3 separate regions of the Mus musculus genome follow, and all the other regions are linked to region 1. A link is a contact called in ENCODE Hi-C or POLR2A ChIA-PET data. All regions are on one chromosome and are shown on one strand. Each heading gives the region's core, a stretch centred on a gene start or an enhancer-like site at or near the end of the contact. The rest is flanking DNA. Distances are from core to core; before and after follow the strand shown.

What was found. A loop is a pair of places that touch in the nucleus more often than their neighbours do. ChIA-PET counts read pairs that join two places held with the same protein, here RNA polymerase II (POLR2A).
Region 2: a map of v-Abl transformed pro-B cells shows a loop between it and region 1 (2.3-fold over the local background). The contact joins the enhancer-like site here to the promoter of Cfap298 in region 1. A Hi-C loop is called at or near these places in 1 of 37 maps with a recorded cell type or tissue (v-Abl transformed pro-B cells). POLR2A ChIA-PET finds 5 or more read pairs at or near these places in 1 of 5 experiments (embryonic stem cell).
Region 3: a loop to region 1 is called in a map of T-helper 17 cell, with 2.4 times the contacts of the local background. The contact joins the promoter of 4932438H23Rik here to the promoter of Cfap298 in region 1. A Hi-C loop is called at or near these places in 3 of 37 maps with a recorded cell type or tissue (T-helper 17 cell, T-helper 2 cell and regulatory T cell).

Annotation. Positions count from the first base shown.
Region 1 is chr16:90,932,929-90,936,780 of GRCm38, forward strand. Cfap298 (cilia and flagella associate protien 298) reads right to left here and starts at 1,921. Exons shown (of 7, transcript NM_026502.2): 1 at 1,654-1,921. The coding sequence starts at 1,792. Synj1 (synaptojanin 1) reads right to left here. Exons shown (of 32, transcript NM_001164483.1): 32 at 3,169-3,852.
Region 2 is chr16:90,690,673-90,694,524 of GRCm38, forward strand. No RefSeq gene overlaps it. Among named protein-coding and RNA genes, the nearest start is that of Gm36169, 15 kb to the left of the region's middle. Within about 2 kb of position 2,235, at least 1 of the 3 ENCODE cell types and tissues checked has a DNase peak (open chromatin) inside an H3K27ac peak, as active enhancers do.
Region 3 is chr16:91,067,274-91,071,125 of GRCm38, forward strand. 4932438H23Rik (RIKEN cDNA 4932438H23 gene) reads right to left here and starts at 1,879. Exons shown (of 3, transcript NM_028905.4): 1 at 1,759-1,879.

The DNA of each region.
Region 1 (3,852 bases), core at 671-3,170:
ATGGAGAGAGGCTGAGGCCTGGCATCATGATGCAGGGTGAGAGAGCCCAAAGAGAGGCCAAGAGGCAATCGGTGCCATTGGTAAGGGGAAGCCTGCGGTTCCGGCAGTTTGGAAATGCCAACACCATGGGATGACCACCAAGGACAGCAGCAGCTACGGAGTGGAGCCAGCCTCAGCCTGTGAGATGTGTTCTGTGGGCCCTGCAGAGCAGAGGGAGCGGAGAAGACCCTGAGTCCCGCACCTCTGACAGCGAGCTTCACAGGGCTGCACTTCAGTTCTCCTTCCAGTGCGAGTGCGCTCATGGTCTTCCCTCTTGGAGTGAGATTAGGTCTTTTTACAGGTGCCCGGTAATGGATATTACAGAGAGGTTTGAACTTTGAAAGAGACTGCATTTTTAAAGTGAAAAAATTTAAAAGCCTGTGGAACTTCTGAAAGTTGGAATTTGTTTTATATTGAGATATCCATATTAATAAGGTCTTGGGGATAAACAAAAAGGAGAGGGTTATGGTTTCATGGTGATATGTCGATTGGTGTTGACAAGGAAGCAATTGGTTCTGCTTGGCTTTTGTTGACCTGGCATGAACATAGACGTATCTAGGAAGAAGGAACCTCAACTGAGAAAATGTCTATTTCAGACTGTTTGTAGGCAAGTCTGTAGGTAAGGCATTTTCTCAATGACAGTAAGGGGGGGGGGGGTAGCACTCTCCGGGTGGTATCACCCCTAGGCAAGTGGTCCTGGGTGGTATGAGAAAGCAGGCTGAGCAAGTCGTGAGGCGCAGGCCAGGGGCAGTGATCCTCCATGGTATTTGCTTCAGTGCCTACCTCTGTGTAGATTCACCCATGCAATTCTTGTTTTTTTTTTTTTTTTTTTTTTTTTTTTGAGACAGGGTTTCTCTGTATAGCCCTGGCTGTCCTGGAACTCACTTTGTAGACCAGGCTGGCCTCGAACTCAGAAATCCGCCTCTCTCTGCCTCCCAAGTGCTGGGATTAAAGGCGTGCGCCACCACCGCCTGGCTCACCCATGCAGTTCTTACATGCTGCCCCACACTTTCGGTTTATGATGTTAAAGACCCGGAGGTTCCCCCCACCCCCTAAATGTTTTACTTTTAATATGTCATTTAATATTGAGCCTTCTTTGAAAGCAGTTAAGTTTGATTATATATATAAAACGGGTCTTAAGGCGTTCTCTATAATGTAAAAATCATGTGTTTCCTAGGAGACAGAAAACAACACCAAGGCTCTCCCGGTGAGAACTTTCATGGGCGGCTTCAAAGCGAAGAGACTCAAGGGCCAGGGCTTTTAGCGTCTCAAACTGTCCCCCTTCCCTGCAGCCACCACTCACTCCACCCTCACCCTTGACAACTCCCACCGTCCCCGATCCCTCAGCTCCGTCCCGCCACCTTTCGACCCAGTACGTTCGCACTTCCCGGAAGCCCAAATCCCGGCTTAGCTCAGCCTCACTTGGCATCCCGGCTGCTCTCCTCCGAGTCGGCGGTTGGCTGGCGAGCCTGGGTTTCCTCCAGCCGTTGGTCTTTCATCCCCGGTCAACCCTGATGCTCCTTTCCCACCCCGGGCTACGGCAAATCTCCCCAAATCCTCGCGACCCCGGGCGCTGCCCCCTGACCCCGAAGCCGCCGGCCTCCCTTTCCGCACCTGAGCAGAGCCGGTGCACCTTCAGCCGCCCGTTGTAGACGCGGGCCACCTGCGCCGTGAGCTCTTCCAGCTCCGTGCTCCCGGGCGCCTGCAGTAAGAACTGGCTCTCGTCGCCTCTCTTCACGTGCAGCACAACCATGGCTGCGCCAGAGGCGCCGCCGAGGTGGCAAGGCTGCGGGGCAGGGACCACGAGGCCCGAGCCGGGTCGGCCGGACCCACACCAGCCTGAGATTAACCGCTGCTCCGAGGAGGAACCGTGGAACGCGGCTCACGCTTCAGCCCGGAGGGATGAAGAAAACGGCGCACGCTCGCGGAAGTGGCTGTTGCCAGGGGCAACAGTCAAACATTGAGCTCGTGCCCAGTTAGAACTCGCGCCTGGAAGGCCGGAGGCGCTGAAGAACAGGTTGTGCGGGCCGCACAGTCGCCGCTCCCGGAAGTAGCTGTTGCCCGGGCAACCAAAACCCAAACTAACAGCTAGAGGCCTGTGCGGACGGTCCGGGGACTCGGGAGATGTCCGCTGGAGGAGCATGGCGACTCCTGGATTAAGAATGAGAGCGAGCGCTGGGCACTATGGGAGCATAGCCGCCGCCAAACTCAGACTGGTTTCGCGCAGGCACGGATCGCTTCCGGAAATGCCTTCTGCTTTGGGTCTCCGGTCAAAAAGTGGGGAGCGCTGCTGCTGTGCAGAGCTCATTTAGTTCCACAGCTGTCTATCGCCCGTCCCATGGAGTCTCGGTCCCCCACAATCTCAGATAGGGCAAGCGGGCGCAGCGCTGTTCTTCCAGGGCGCTCAGACACAGCTGAGGATCCCATTTTAGTGTTATAAAGAGAAAACAAATGGATGGAAGAAAATCAAATAGAGGAGTAAAGAAAATTAGCAAAGAAAATTAACCTGTGCTTTGAAATGATCTCAAACTCATAGTTTCGCTAAATGGTGAGGGTTTTTTGTTTGTTTGTGGTGATGGCACATTAAATTTTTTACTTGCCAATGGAAATTCCTGGAAAGAAGCTGTGTAATAAAAACAGCAGTGATGTGGAGAGGCTGTGAATCTGCGGGTCCAGACTGATTACCTTGTCTCTGTTAGCTATAGCTCCTAGAACAGACGTCCATTGCCCTCCTATGGGTCAGAAATAACTTGCATATAGGCTCTGAAATCTATAAACGTAGCTTTCACTAACCCAAAAGTTAAGAATATCGTCAAATAGCATCTGGTAACTAAAGAAAAACTTCGTCTTACTGTATATGCCTCTCTGGCATTTCCACCAATGTATTTTAAACTTGCCATGACTTACGACTTTGTCTTAGAGAGCTACAAAACTTTGTGAACATGGAATTTGGGGTAACCCAAATCTGTCATGGTCATTCATTCAAATTTGGCTTCAGAATAAACTACCTCTTATTCCCTGCATGTATTATGTGCACACACACACACACACACACACACACGAATGTGGGAGTGCACACATGCATAGAGAGAAAAAAAAACCTCTTCCCTTTTGAGTAAAGAAGTCAGCTGGTGATAAAGACATATTTATTTCATATGACAGCACATCTCACAAGATATGTACAGAATGTATACCAGCAACTTTAATACTGTACTTCTATAAAGTATATAGTTATAAATACTGTATGCCACATAAGCGATAAACCTCTTACATACATATAAACAGCAATCTACTAGAGAGAACAGAGACTCACAGAGATTCTTAGTGTCTGTTTTCTGCTTTGACCAGACCTGGCAAATACACACGATGTCGAGTTCTTTGTAGCAAACTTTAACTTGCTTTGTGCGTTTCAGCAGCTACCAGACTTCCTGACAAGGCAGAGCTATTGCTCTGCAGACATTACAGTGGTTCACACCTGAGGGAGTCACTGCTCAGGGCTGCGATCCACACTGCTTCAGTTTTCTAAAGTGGATTAGCTTGCTAATGGGGAGTGGATACCATACACACTACTCACACAGATGTTACAGCCACAATCTCAACAAGTTAATTCACATTTTGAAGCACACTGCTCTAGTAATACTGCAGTTTAAAAGCTACTACTGTTGAAATGATTAGAACCCCAACAAGCACGATCTAAAACTCACAAGAGTTATTGCTAACAGCGAGTGATGGCTGCAGCAGAGTTACTTCTATAAACACAGGATTGTGATAACACTGAGCATTTGCAAAGGTGCTCTGTCCTAACAGATCTGC
Region 2 (3,852 bases), core at 985-3,484, 240 kb before region 1:
AAACAAACAACCAAAAAAACAAAAAAACCACCCAAGATGCTCCTGATCATTATCCCATAATGTTAATGATATTACTGACAATATCCGACTTCCGATTAGATGGACAGTGGGAAGACTTTGTGAATGAGAGGAAAACAGCCACATCGATTCCTTAAGTGGTTGTCCAGTGGCTTCAAGGAGTCCCTGGGGACACTACTGCCTTTCACATTCATGCACTTCAATCTTTTTTTTTTTTTAAAGATTTATTTATTTATTATATGTAAGTATACTGTAGCTGTCTTCAGACACACCAGAAGAGGGAGTCAGATCTTGTTACAGATGGTTGTGAGCCACCATGTGGTTGCTGGGATTTGAACTCTGGACCTTCGGAAGAACAGTCGGGTGCTCTTACCCACTGAGCCATCTCACCAGCCCTGCACTTCAATCTTTATGATCTTTTTCTCACAGCTACAGAAAGGCTGCCACTGCCCTAACTACCGTCTTCATGTGAGAAGACAACATTTTACCAAAAAAAGAAAGGAGAAAACCTGAAAGTAAGGCTTAGCAAAATTAACATTTACATAGTGCAATGATGTTATGAATAATTCTTTTTTTTGTCAGTGAATTTTGTTCTTTCACGCTTTCATACACGTTCACTCAGTACCTCTTACCTCTTCAGCTCCCCTCTAGCCCCATCAGTGCCACACACACACACACACACACACACACACTCCTCCCTATAAATCTCTTTCTCCTAGTCACTGGTTCTGGTTTCATGTCTCACAGAGTTTAGTATGGTGGTCAGTGTGGTCCTGAGTTTGCAACTAGCCAGCAGAGCCTGGTGCACATTGGACACCATGCTTCCCCCTTTCCCAGACTGTTGGTTAATAACAGCGCAGCAGTGTGTGGCAGAGCCGTATCTTCCATTGTGAAGAGTCCCTATCTTCAATTTCTTCTTGGGGCACAGATGGAGTCCTTGGATGATAGTGTAACAGCTGCTTGCAGGCACACCCAGAGGAGTTCCTTCCGGGAACCAAGTATTAAGTGTTATTGGCTTTTTACTTTTTATCTTTTCTCATGAAAAGGGGGGAGCCAAGAACAGGGAGAAGGATATTTTACTTGAGATTAAGTTGAAATCATTTATGCAATGTTTGATTCCCAGAGACAGCTTTCCAGTTGGCCTAAAAAAAAATTCTTCAGAGGCTACATAAATAAGGTTACCTTAAATCCTTCAGAGGCTGGCTCACCCCAATAAGGTTAGATAAAAATATAAAAGCCGGGGCTGGAGAGATGGATCGACGGTTAGGAATGGTTGTGGAATATCCAGACTCTGCTCCGATTACCCACGTAGTGGCCCACAGCCACCTGTACCTCCAGCACCAGGGGATCTAATGTCGTCTTCTTTCCTCTGTGGGAACCGGGCACAAATGTGTTGCACATACGTATGTGTAGGCAAAACTAATACTCATACAGTAAAACTCATACAATAGGACTGAGTAAATCTTTGTGTTAACTTTGGTAGCACATAGACTAAAACTTGGAACCATCCAGAAAATAGCCTGTCCTCTATGCAAAGATGCTGCAAAAATCCATAGAGCATTCCATGAGAAAGAGACGGACAGACAGACAGACAGACTGTAATCATTCTCAGCCATGGACAGAACACTGAAGAACCCAGGGTTGTGGTAGGCACCCACAGTACCAAGTACTTAGCAGGCTGAGGCAGGAGCATGGCCTAAACCTCCTGGATTCAGGATAGTCTGCCCAAAACACCATCTCAAAAACAAGGGTTGGAAAGATAGCTTGACAGTTCAAACCCTGTACTTCTCTTGCAACGGATCATTGTCTGGTTCACAGCATCATGTCCGAAGACTCATGTCTGCTCATAACTTCATCTCCAGGGGCATCTGGCACCCTTGTCAGTCTTCCAGGGGTACCCCTCATTCACACATACACACCCCCACATAAACACTCACAATTAAAAATCAAAACAAAATCTCTGCATGTTAAAACACAACAAAAAAAAAGTCAAATTAGAAAGTAGAATCCCATCGCTAAGACCTTTTAAAGCTGTCCTGTGGGTTATTCATAAGACTCTCACTGTGAAAGGCTCCCAGGACAGGGCTGGCACTGCCTGGCATGTGGGAGCCACCTTGAAATAGAAATGAGATCTTTGACTGAGTCACCAGAGGCTTTTAAAATATTCTGGCCCCAAAAGAGCCACACAGAGAAAGAATACAGGCTGGGACACAGCCCAGCTGGAGTCTGCCCTCGGGGTTGGCATTTGTTGCTGCTGCTATTAGAAGAGGAAGAAGGCAGGAGCTCCAGAGAGCCCTCTGTGGAAGGGAAGCTCTGCGGGCCGGGCACAGCAGTGACATGCTGAGGGCACTTTCCTGAGGAGAAAATATTCAGTGCTTTCAAAGAGAACTACAGTGTGAGCTGACTGAAAGGGACTCTCGGGTTAGTCCCACTGTGCCTCCCGAGCCACGGACTTGGGCTTCTTTTTGACAATGCGCAAAGAAAGGAAGCCGCAGCTGGGGAAATGAACGTCTGTAACGGTGCCAGAGCTGTGGTCCAGCTGTTTGGGGACCTGTGAGAAAAAAAGAGGCCCCGGTCTGTGGGAAGCACGCAGAGATGTCTATGCCACCATGGCGAGATGTGGAGAGAAATGAGCCAGTACTGTGCCTACATGGGAATTAAATTGTCCCCCAAAATCCATCGGGTGACACCTGGTCCGCAGCGTGACGGCACTAAGAGATCTGCCCTTTGGGAGGTGATTGTGCTGAAAAATAGAGCCCTCCGAAGGCTCTGTGTCCTTGTGAGAGCCTGGAAGACTACAGTTTGACCTGCCATCATGGCGGCCACAGTAAGGCAACGTCTTCCATGAATCAGGAAGTGGGCGCACACCAGATACTGAATCTTCCACCATTTGGATATTGCACTTCCAGCCTCTAGAGCAGAGAGAAACAATTTTTGCTGTTGTTTATAAGCCCCCCAGCCTATGGTGGTGTGTCTTAATAGCAGCCCAAAAGGATTAAGACAGGGACCTTGGGCAAAGCCAAAGAATAGAAAGAGATGGTTTCACCACCTGTAACATGATGACCGCAAGGGCATATGGGTACTTGTGAGGGTTAAGTAAGACTTGAGTGTACAGTAAATGTTTGCTTCTGTCCTCTTTGCTCCAGGAACCCAATCCTGTCTGTAAGTGGTCTGTACACACTCCATATGCAAGTAGATAGGACGAAGTACCATCCGAGATGCTTGGAAATGCCATTCGTTATTAGGTTTCTTTTTTAATTGTGTAGTCAAGACAATGTGCATTATCACTTTTCAGTGAACTGCCACAACAAAGTATATTTACACCCGTCTTCCTTGGATTTATTTATTGTTCAAGTTCTTCTCGAAGCTGCTGTAATACCCAGAATTTCGAACTCTTAGTCATGGTTCAGTTCCGGATGTAGCTCGCTTGGCACAGTGCTTGCCTAGTAATTCAGTACGGTGCCCAGTACTGTACTAACTAGGCATAGTGGGACATCCTTGTAAGCCCAGCACTTAGGAGATAGAGGCAGGAAAATCAGGGGTTCAATGCCATTGTTGACTATACAGCAAGTTCCAGGCCACCTTGAGCTACATAAAACCTATTTAAAATAAACACCGGACGCCGAAGCTTTGCATGGCTCTTCTGGGAAGCTTGACATATGCCCATTAAATATTTAGACTTTTCTTTCTTTTTATTTTTTAAATGGAGGCCTGTCATGTTGCTAAAAATGTAGTCCTGTTCCTTATGCAATAATCCCTTGAAGCCACACTTAAACACTGCAGCTGTATTTGACTTTTGAATAGTCCACCGTTAGATACACGTCTAGCCAGAGC
Region 3 (3,852 bases), core at 629-3,128, 130 kb after region 1:
TGCAGCTGGCACCACAAGCACACTGGCCTTCCACAGGTGCAGCTGGCACCACAGGCACACCTGACCTTCCATAGGAGCAGCTGGCATCATCACAGGCATACACCTGGCCTTTCACAGTTGCAGCTGGCACCACAGGCACACACCTGGTCTTACTTAGTAACACTAACATGGAATGGGTACATCTTTGTGCCAGATACTGTTCCAGATACTGAATGTCTTAGGCCATTGACTACTTGCGGTAACCCTAAAAGCAGATAGTAAAGGCCCACTATCATATTAAACAAAATGGAGACATAGAATAACTTGTCAAAGATCCCGGATCTAGTTAGTAATGGCTCAGACTTTAAACCAGATAGCCGAGCACACCGTAAGGAGCCCCAGGGGAAATTCAGACTCCACTGATGTCCCACACCTTATACCCCATTGCTAGATTACAATTTTATGCTTAACGAGATAAATCAAGTGGGTTCTGTTATCCATAAACCCTTCAGAAACAGCCTTTGAAAAAGAAACGGGTGTAAATTAGTTAATGAGTTCAAGTTCATCGTTAGAAGAGAAGCTAATGGAAGCTGAGTGTGGCTTCAGTTAGCACAGGTGTGAGAAGTGATAGGAAAACTAGCCAGAGAGAGCCCCAGGAGTCCCTAACCAAACTGGGCAGTTACCTGTCCTTCTTCTGAACACGGAGAAGCTGACGATGAGAGAAACTTTCAAGTTTTCCCCTGGAGCGACCTGGAATTCAGGGAGGTGGTTTACTCCCTGGTATTTGAACCTGTGGCTTTGCTTAGCTGTGGCTGCCAGCTAGACAGCTTCTCCCAAGTCACACTGACTCCTGTCCCCTTACTTGTCTCTTAAAGGCACAGGCACCCGCCACTGGGTGCCAGATTCTCAACCCTGATCATATGCCAGTTTTAAGCAATGAAAAACTGGTGTGAGAAAGTTGGAAACCACGAGATAGCTGTTGAAAAGCACCAATTTCCATAAACACGTTACAGAAACTATTAGTCTCTGAAACTGCCCTATTTCTGTCAGAAATAAAAATGAAAAAAATTGTTTCCCCTCCAAACATATTGCATTATTCATTCTAAAAAAAAAAAGTTAAAAACTTAAGAATCACTTTTTTCACAACATGCAGTTTGCAAACAATAAAAGTCTGGCTTTTTAGTATTTTATAAGGTCTTTTCCCCCATAAATGCCTTTTAATCTTATTTAAGAAGTTTACTGTTTGTTCTTTAGTTCGAGTTTTCTGAGGAGGAAATGCTATGACGACTGGCATGAGCTGTAAGACACCTCTGAAGGATAAAGCAAGGCCCCCAGACATCACATCGTAGGCAGTGCTACTTCAGAGGCCTTGATTTTCTTTGCCACTCACTACGGAAAGAGCCAGGGTCTGGGGCTGCATGATCGTTATTAGGTATTAAAGATGAGCAGAAGAGCTTAAACAAACTCTTAAAAATAGAAACAAGTTCAGATCCCTATCTGTGTAGGGTCTAAATGAAAAGACCATTCCACTCCTTGCTTAGTGCCCTAAAAAGTGTTTCCTTTGCAAGACAGAGAATGGTAGTAAGCTATCCAGTTGCGTAGAAGCCCAAAGGGTGTTTGGTGGCACCCACCACCTTTACAGTGACATATTCCAGGGATGCGGCAGTTCCAGGAAGTTACCCTGATAGAGCCCCTCCAGTCGTCCCCAGACTTTCTGGCCGTACAGCAGAAGTCTGTTGAGCTGACAGGCGTTTTAAACAGAGCAGGGGCGCTACTTACATTTTGCGGCCCCACGGCAGGGCCTTGCCTGTCCAATCTGCAGACCTTGGAGCTCTTCCCTGGCCACTGCGCCTTCACCCTGGCTTGACAGCTGCTTTAATCTGCAAGCCGGGTGGAATGCGTGGTCTCGTGGTCTCTCACTTACTGTTCTTTTCTGTTTGGCCTGGTGGTTTCCATGGCAGCCAGAAGGAAGCTGACTGGCCTACCAGTTTTATTAACCAGTAGGAGAGAACCTGTCTCTTTGGGGCTGTTAAGCCGGGAAATTTTCAGAAGAAACGGGGAGTCTACTGCTGCTGTAGACTGACCACAAAGGAGAGGCGTAAATGGAAGAGATTCTACTGCAGCCGGAAGTTGCATGGATTGACTGTGGACTGCGGAGACGCCTGGACGACACTTTTACATCCACGATTTGTTCCACTCTCTTAGGCCTGATGAATTTTTACTTACGGTTGGTAAGTGCCTCAGATGGTGCAAAAACCATTCGACTGTGATTGCTCCAAAGAGAACATGAATTCATTTCTCTTTCTGGGACGTAGCCCCAGTCTCTCCCCTCTCATGAACTCATTTTTAAATGCTAGAAGCCAGAAAGTAAGTAAACATGTAAAAAAAAAAAAATCTGTGTTCATTCAGTGGTGGCTTAGTCTATTTGGGGCTGCTACAAAATGTCCTAAACTGGATGGCTTAGAAACATTTCTTAGGCCGGGCAGTTGTGGAGCACGCCTTTAGTCCCAGCACTTGGGAGGCAGAGGCAAGTGGATTTCTGAGTTCGAGGCCAGCCTGGTCTACAGAGTGAGTTCTAGGACAGCCAGGGCTATACAGAGAAACCCTGTCTCAAAAAACCAAAACCAAAAAAACCCAAACAAAACTAAACCATTTCTTAGTCTTTTGGAGACAGGGAAATCTAAGACTCTAGTCTTATATTCAATATCAGATGAGGAAGGGGCACTTCCTGGCTCATAGATGACCCCTTCCAGGGATGTCCTCACAACCCTTCCAGGAATGTCCCAGCCCCTTCTATGACTCCCAATTTCATTCATGAAGGTTCCAATCTTGTGACCTAAAATCCAGTCTTTAATGACTAATGAAGGCTGGATAGAGGAGGGTCTCACTAATGTGATACATTACGGGACCAGAGAAATGGATATAGAGTCACCTGAATATGGGATAACACTACCCACCCACCCACCCACCTATCTACCCACTGGTCCTTACCACACACAAGCACTGTGCCAGAAGGCTTGAAGGACACAGAGGTAAACAGGAGTGATTGTGGAAAACCATGTAAAGGAAGGAACAAAACCAATAGACACACATCTTAGCAATGGTGGGGCCACCTTTCTCCAGGGAGGCTGAAGTTTTTTTGATCAGGGTCCCTAAAGGATGCCCAGGAGTGGAGTGAGTCAGACACAGGAAAACAGTCCAATGACACCTTATTGAGTGGTCATTAACCAATGGTGTATGAAAGGGGGTGAAAAAAATACTTCATCTCCTTGTGAGGGCTGTGGCACCCACGTGGAGGTCAGCAAAAACCTCAGATGGATGTTGTCTTTACCTTCCACATGAGCCTCCCCCTCTTCCTCCCTCCCCAATTCCTTCCCTCCTCCCTTCTCCTCCTCTCTCTTCCTCCCTCCCTCCTTCCTGCTGTGTGCACCTGTAGTTTTGCCTCATCCTTCTGTAGGGGCACTGGCATCATAGGTGTCTGAATCCCCCCAGGCTTTAGGTGGGCTCCGGGGTACTGAACCCAGGCTCACGCTCACATGACAATCACTATCCCTTCTTTTCTTCTTCTTCTTCTCTTTCTCCTTCTCTTTCTCCTTCTCTTTCCCCTTCTCTTTCTCCTTCTCCCCCTCCCCCTTCCCTCTCCCTCCTCCTCCTCCTCCTCCTCCTCCTTCTTCCTCAGTCTGACAATGTTCTCACACGTCCCAGGGAATCCACAACTCAGACAACTAAGCAGACTACTAGAGCAAAGGTTCAGAGGCAGCAGAGTCCCAGAAGAGCCTAGTGAGTGGCTCTGAAAGCCAGTGAATCAGAGTTAAGACAAAGGGACTTGATGGTTTACTCTTGGTTTGTAATCCTGTTGAAGGTAGTTTCCTC